Linked DNA regions of Homo sapiens: region 2 is linked to region 1. A link is a contact called in ENCODE Hi-C or POLR2A ChIA-PET data. All regions are on one chromosome and are shown on one strand. The core of a region is the stretch at or near the end of the contact, and the rest is flanking DNA. Distances in the headings are between cores, read along the strand shown.

What was found. A loop is a pair of places that touch in the nucleus more often than their neighbours do. ChIA-PET counts read pairs that join two places held with the same protein, here RNA polymerase II (POLR2A). Pooled maps may share reads with other maps.
Region 2: a pooled map shows a loop between it and region 1 (10-fold over the local background). The contact joins two enhancer-like sites. A Hi-C loop is called at or near these places in 3 of 168 maps with a recorded cell type or tissue (PC-9, endothelial cell of umbilical vein and natural killer cell) and 9 of 50 pooled maps. POLR2A ChIA-PET finds 5 or more read pairs at or near these places in 2 of 52 experiments (activated CD4-positive, alpha-beta memory T cell and activated T-cell).

What each region holds. Positions count from the first base shown.
Region 1 is chr3:177,677,896-177,681,689 of GRCh38, reverse strand. The region is part of intron 3 of LINC00578 (long intergenic non-protein coding RNA 578); the gene reads right to left. Among named protein-coding and RNA genes, the nearest start is that of LINC02015, 140 kb to the left of the region's middle. Within about 2 kb of position 2,074, at least 6 of the 41 ENCODE cell types and tissues checked have a DNase peak (open chromatin) inside an H3K27ac peak, as active enhancers do; they include natural killer cell, where a contact is called at or near this core.
Region 2 is chr3:177,785,810-177,789,603 of GRCh38, reverse strand. No RefSeq gene overlaps it. Among named protein-coding and RNA genes, the nearest start is that of LINC02015, 29 kb to the left of the region's middle. Within about 2 kb of position 2,168, at least 2 of the 41 ENCODE cell types and tissues checked have a DNase peak (open chromatin) inside an H3K27ac peak, as active enhancers do; they include natural killer cell, where a contact is called at or near this core.

The DNA of each region.
Region 1 (3,794 bases), core at 825-3,324:
AGAACGGAAGAAAGAAAAAAGAAACTTTAGAGCAAGGCAAAGAGAAAATACATTATGGGGGCTAGAGATGGGGAAAGATTGCTTCAAGGAGCAGGAATCGAGCCTTTTGTTTGCATTTTCTTAATTATATAAAGCCCACTAAAAACATCATAGATTATGAAAAAACAAGTAGAGGAACTCTGCTGACTATCTTAGTGAAATGGCAACACTTCTAACATACATTTTTTTTTTAAATTCCTCTAAATTATTGCCCTTAGAATCTAAGCAGCATAAGTCAAAGGTCATAGCTCCAACAGCTTTCCTTGTCAAAATTATCTTCACAGGAAGCAGTCAATCATGTAAAAGCACAAAGCAATCTGCCAAAGGACTTTCCTTAATGGTTGAAATTCCAAGGATGCAGAAGTCTTAAAATGGTTGTTTCTTCTAGTCAATTGAATCCCAAGTCCCTTCTGTGAGGACAATGTACAACCCTTGGAACAAACAGAAACATTTCAAAGCCTCTCTGGAGACCTTCCAAGTGTTTTTAAATTAATTTTTCTCCTGAAAACATTCAAAGCCCAAACCCCCATATACCTTCAATTATATTCTCTTGGTCATACATGACAGTTGGATTCTGGTCATGAAGTGTTGTTCTGGGGCAGATCCCAGTTCTTCAGGAAAAGGAAGAGAATCAGGGAGATAGGGGTTTTCAACAAGTCTAGACCCCAATTATGGAGGGCCCCAAGAACTGCAGAGTGTCATAGCAAGTTCTCGGGCACTAAAGGGAACTTCTAAAACACAAAGACCATATTTCATTCACCCTTGTATTTCTAGTGCCTAGCACAGTATCTGACACCAAGCAAGCATTCGATAAATATTTGATGAATAAATAAATGAATGGAGCTGGAATTTAGTGATTATGTCTTGGATGCGAAGTGAGTATTTGGCCTCAGCAACAAAGAGCACAAAATAATCTAGAACTGGGGCACAAGATTGGAGCAAGACAAAGAAGACATACTAGATGCTGAATTTCTTTAAATACTTTAAGTTGGAAACCAGTCTAGTCACAGAGTCAAGAGCAAAGATGAGTCACCAAGAACTCAAAAGAATTTAGCTATTTAGGTGGCATGTTGAGTCAGGAAGCCAAGAAAGTTATTATTTATAAATTATTATATAATCTGATTGGAAAAGGTCAATAATAGTAAAAGATCTGGGTTTGTTCTTCATAAGCTTATCTGTTACTCCAAGAAGCAAAACCAGCCTTGAGCAATACTGTAAAATAAACCTCACCTTCTTATCTCCCCTTTTGTCATTATCTTATAGTCAGCAAATGCCCCTCCTCAGGTCCAATGGCTTTAAATTTTAATCACCCCTTACTACCCACATCATCCAGGGACAATACCACTTGCTCTTGCTTCAGATGTTCTCATCATAAGTGTACCCATCTCATGTCTCAATCATCAGGCTTTGCTCCAGCTGGTTGCCTAACTCACTCATCTGCTCATGAATTCAGAAAGGGCATTAGTGATAAATTCAGGTAAAATATAGTCTTGTTTATTAGTGCCTTCTGGAGACAAGGTCTTTGCCCAATGGAGTATCTCTAATCATGAACATTTCTAAGTGAAGTAAGGCCACTGGGGAGGAGATCAGGGGCTGGCTGAACTTTTACTGCCCTTTAAATCACACCAGGGGAGGCAGCTACTCTTTCTGTCAGATCCGGCAGGCTGGCTAGCAAACCCTTTTAAAACAGCAACTGTCCTGGTTAAATTAACGCTGAAAGACCTCTCATGGCAAAACCTCAGCCTGGGGCCAGTCAGAAAGATAACGGTTTCATTAGCTGGTATCTTTTCAAAAGGATGCCTGAGTCATTTCCCTTTAGACCACTCTGACTCCTCTATTTCTGGTTATCTCAAAACACTTCTTATAAATTAATAGTTGAAAGCACACATCAGTGGTCTGTGGTGTCCCTTATATATGCCTTTGAAAAAACATCACCAGATAGCTAAAGAACAAAATTAAACTTTTCCTCCAAGACTGTAACTGTACCCAAACCACACCTGCCCCAGCAGTTACTCACGGCCTAAGGAGGGACATCCTGCTACAACCCGATGATGAGTTTCAGGGTGTTTGTGTTCAAAAAACCCTGCAAAATACCAGGCTGCCAAGTTAATAAAAGGGAAGTGTTGGCAACCATTGTGTAGGCTTATGAATTTTACCCATTTTTCTTTTCCTAGTGTCACTACTGCTGCCTTATATTTTTTTCAGAAATAATAGAATATAAGTGAATTCATATAAATATATATGCATATATATACATATACATATATACACACATTCATACATATGTAAAGTCACTATTCCTAGAAATATTCCCAAAGGAAGCTGCCTTTTAAAATGTTTTTCCTTCAAAATAACAGAGTAGGTTATAGTCTTTGTTGTGAATTATAATCGTCTCACATATTCAGCAGACAGCTCTCTAGAAACTCAACCAAATACATTTTCCCTCTTGAACTGAACAGAAACAATAACAAAAAAGAAAAGACTCTAGCACTGAAGAGGAATGTACTTAGATCAGGTTTATAGACTTTATAGCAGACGATAAATAAGGTCACCCTGGAGCCATAAAGGCCAGAACTAATTGACATATTCAAGGATTCATGAAACCAACAGAATGTCTTTAGCCAACGGAGGACATGAAATTAAACATACAATGGACTGTATGTAGGAAGCAGACCCAGGGAAGCCAGTCAAATGATAGGAAATGGCAGAGGAAAAGTCAAAAGAGAAATCAGGCAAACAGCCACAGCCTTTTATAAGCTCAGACACCTGAGGATACCATTCTGTGACCCAACAGTTTACAAATAATAAAGTGATGGTGCTGAGTCTTAATGAAAAGGTTAGGTCATATCTGATAGACTGTTTAATAAGACAGGAAGATGAGCAATGCATCCTAGATAATTATCCATTAACAATGGTTTTCAGAAAGGTTTGATACATAAAATGTATTTTTAAGAATCTAAACATTGCAAGTACTTTATTCCTGAATGTCAACCAATAGATGAAGTGTGAGTATGTTAGTTAACCATGTTCAAGAACTGAGAACAATAGAGGGAGAAACTGTCAAATGTCTACTCTATTATTTTTTACTCCAGTTTTGTTACTTTCAAGTACTTGGAGTATTTTTAATTTTAAAGGACCTGTTTTAATAACTAATAATTAGATATGCATGTTCTCAAATTAACATATTGAGAGTTGAAGAATAATCCTTCTGAAAAGCTTCTATATATCTATTTCAGTCATTTATCCAAGTATGCCAGGGACACTTCTTCACTTCTTGGTCAGGAGATACAGTGGTGAAAAGGTTTTTTGTCTATCCAAATGGCATCCCAGCCTCAATATGATTTTGCTTTTACTTTTGCTTAGAGTCTAAAAATTCTTTGTTTGTCACTCAAATTATTGTAAATTCTAAATCAACTAAGTTTATATGAAGTGGCAATTGTGCTAAGCAGTTCTAGCCTCAAGAAATATTCAGATCAATACAAACCCATCCATGATCACCTGGACTCAGAATCTAGCCATGAAGAACCAAGTAGACAGTCACTGAAATAAAATAAATGCCATGTTAGAGCTGTAAACACAAGACTTATTATGAGAGCAATGACAAAAGGAGTAAGCATCGTTTAGTGTGTGTGTGTGTGTGTGTGTGTGTGTGTATGTATGTATGCTCACACATATATACATATAGATCCATTAACAATATATGTGTATATATGTATATATATGTATTGTGTGTGCATATATATATGTAGTGTATA
Region 2 (3,794 bases), core at 919-3,418, 110 kb before region 1:
GTAGCTAGGAAAAGCTGTGGTAACAAGGACTTACATTAGTATTGGCAGTGAAAAAAAGATGCACATTCTGACAAAAAATAATAATAATAAAAAAAACTCCATGCTTGCTACTTTGTTGCATAGGATTACAAAGAAGTTTTTAAAATTGATCTAGTCAATACATATTTATTGAACCTCTTCTGTGGCTCTAGTGCTCTAGTTAGCACTCAGAGGACATTGAAATTTCCAGCATGATTACTGAGAAAACCGTAAGACCGTTGACAGGAACAGGAACATCTTTCCAGAGAAGTGCTTTGGTTTGAGGCATATATTAAAGAAAAGAATTAAGGTGTTCAAAATGATGATTTACAAAATCTTCAAGATGAAGATATTTACTTGCATGTTCCTGTTTTGATTTGATTTTTTTTTTCAGCAAGATGAAAGCTATGTCTTTGTCAATCATAGAAGAAAAGTTCATTTCAGCAGGGTATTTTCCATAGGTGGCAATATAGGAGGGTGGTTTCGAATGAGCATTGGTTTGGTAGCTGCGTAATTAAGATTGCAGTGTTATTAATGTTCCAGGCTTCTCAGCGAAAAACATGAATTGTTTGCTACTTTGCATACATTTACATGTCAAATTAAGTGAATTTTTAACCCATATATGTGGGGGAGGGGAAAAGAAATTAATACAGAGTGTATAATTATATTCAAACCCAAATTAAGAGATTGTTATGCATATCATATGCAGAATAGTTTAGTAAATCCATCAACTTCATCAAGTCCCAGGTGAAGGAAGGCAAGCTACCGTCAGTGGTATGCTGGTAAATATTTAACAATTGGCTCTCCAGGAGGAAAAAAGTTCGGATTTTCAGGGGTTTTCAATTTTCTAGGTGAAAATACTCCCACCAAGGAAAATTTCAAGCTATCAGTCTGACATTTCTGGACACTGAGTTGGGAAAACACATATACATTTAGCTCTCAGGAGCCATTACACCAGTTCCAACGTAACAGTGGCTTCCTTCAAAGATTAAAACTTCTCACATCCCACTTATTGAGCTTCTAGACTTGAGAGCTTCTTCTGAGAGAAGGTCCCTCTAACTAATCAAAGGAACATCAGTACTCATGAGAAATGGCTTTGTTAAACAGTGAACCACATATTTCTTATGTTTCTGGAATTTGTGGAAGAACTGAAGTTTTTAACTTTAAAATAAAAGCAATTATTTTTTTCATCATAGGATGGTATATGAGTGAAGGGATATTTGCTGATGCACTAAAGTCTAAATGATTCCACTCTTGGCACCAGGTCTGGGCCAGGTAAAGGATAGATGCACAGGCCACAATAGGAAAAGAAAGCAAAGTACCTGAGAGCATTGAAATTATTTGTTTAAATACCTACCTATCCTTATATATTCTCAGACCCCGAGAGCATCAACCGTGTCTTATTCAGCATTTTATCTCTGTTGAGTCCTCTGACAAACAGGGGCTCTGGATTACTGTGTACATTGACTAAGTGAGTGAACTTGCAGGGAAAACATAATGTTCAGGACACCTGCGCTGTTTGCCTAACAGGTACATTGTGAGGCTAATGCAATGACAGGTGAAAAGCATTTTGGAAAATGAAAGAATTAAATGCTAGGTATTATTGTTACCGTGATTATTATGACAGCTTAGAAGAACCAGCTGTAAACTATTTAGAGCATTATGAGTCTTTCACTCAAGATATTGACAACAATCTCTTGTAGATATAGGAATCTGGTGATGTGGTAAATGCCTTGAAGTACGGCCTTCTAAGTACATGATAGATCTCCAGTTTCAGAGACTCATGTAAGTACAGAAACTTCAGAAAATAGGAAAGTTTGTGATGCTGTTTCCAAGAACCATATTCTGACAGCAACTCTACCAGAGTGGTTTACTTGTTGATTTTTTTTTTTAACTGAGATTATTTTTCAGCCATTTCTTTTAAGCTTCTAACTAAACATATAGTTAAATTCTACTGTATTCATTTTTATCAAACAGCAGAATCTCTGGTCTGTTGACCAAAACTTATTGGTCTGTCATTTTGTATTACCTCAGAGGTTTTCAAAAGTGGGTATCAAGCAGGTCAGAGTCATCTGGGAAATCTTTTCACACTACACATATTACTCAGAAATTCTAACAGGCCCGTCACGTGATATGTCACTTTCCTCCATAGAGACTGAGAATTACTGTTTCACAAGGACACGTGTTCCTTCAAATATGATGAGATGAAAAGACAAAAAGATCAAGGACCACTGCTCTGAACTAGTTTGAGATAAGTGCTCACAGAATAAAGTTATATGTAAAGCAAAGTATTGGAGCTAAAAGGAACCTTTAAGATGTCATGCCTTCTTTGACCTCACCATTAAGAAACTGAGGCCCAGAAAGTCAGGCCATCTGCCCAGGTCCAGTGCTCTTCAGTAGAAAGGCAGGGTGCAGAATTCTGATTCTTTGCTTACCTGGCCAGTGTTCTTTACACCACGTGATGCCCTTTCTCCTCAATGACCATTTACCACAACATCAGTGCATTATCAGGATATAATATTCAAAATGTTACTTTATCTATTAGTACCATCTTAGTTGGTGCTCAGTCTGTTTATACATCTTTTATATTAATAAATATTTTATAATTTGATATTAATTTTATTGTCCTTCTCTATGGTACTCACCTCCTTGACCCAACTTCCTATGTCCACAGCCATGTTTGTGCCACATACTTTATAGAGTCCCAAACTTCTATTATTATTCAGTGAGAATTAGCATACTTTTATGTACCAAGACAGTGTTATTTGCTGAAGATACAGTGCTGCACAAAACAATGTCTTTATCTTCACAGACTGTACAATCTAGTTAAATGGTTAGATGAATAACCAGATAATTATAATACAGAGTGGTAAGTGCTGTGATGGGGAAACTACAGATTTTTGTGGGAACCCAGAGAAGAGATACTGTATTTGTTACCTGTGCTGTGTAACACATTACCCCAAAATTTAGTGGTTCAAAACAACAAATATTTGCCATCACTTTATTTATTTGGATCAAGAATGCAGGCACAGATGAGCTGGGTTCCTCTGGCTCATCTCTCATAAGGCTGAAGCCAAGCTTCAACAAGGGCTATGCTTTCATCTGAAGGCTCATTTGGGAATGAGGGGGCATCTGTTTCCAAGCTAACTTATGTAACTTTTTGCAAGCCTGAAAAGATTTGTTTCCAAGCTCACTGGCATAGTTGGCAGGCCTAGTTTCCTTACCACATGAGCATCTCTATAGATGTTTGAGGGGCCTCTGGCAATTGATGATCCAAGAAAGCGAGAGTCAAACAGTGAGAAAGGGTGCTGGACACAAAAGCCATTGTCTTTTTGTAACCTAATCTTGGAAGTGACATTATAAGTAGGAAATACTTTCAGTGTATTTCAGTCATTTATATTTCATTAATTCAACTCACATCAAAGGGAAGAAATTCCTTAAGAAAAGATCACTGGGGCCAACTTAGAGACTTCCTACCACAGAAACTCTAAATGAGCAGGGGTTGGGGGTATAGGTCAAAAGAGCCACCCCACCCTCACCTCTCAGGAAGTGGTATCTGGATGAACTTGAAAAAGAAGGCTGAGCAGAACTTTCCAGGCTGGAGGGGTGTGTGTGTGTGTGTGTGTGTGTGCACGTGTATGCATACACACTCAAGGGTGTAAGGGAGCTATTCTTGGGATAGGGATAGTCTGTGCAAGAGAGTAATGGCAAGAGAAAGCAAGTTTAGTATTCCTGGAACATAGAAGTATAATAGGAGGTGAAGAGTGGTTGAAAAA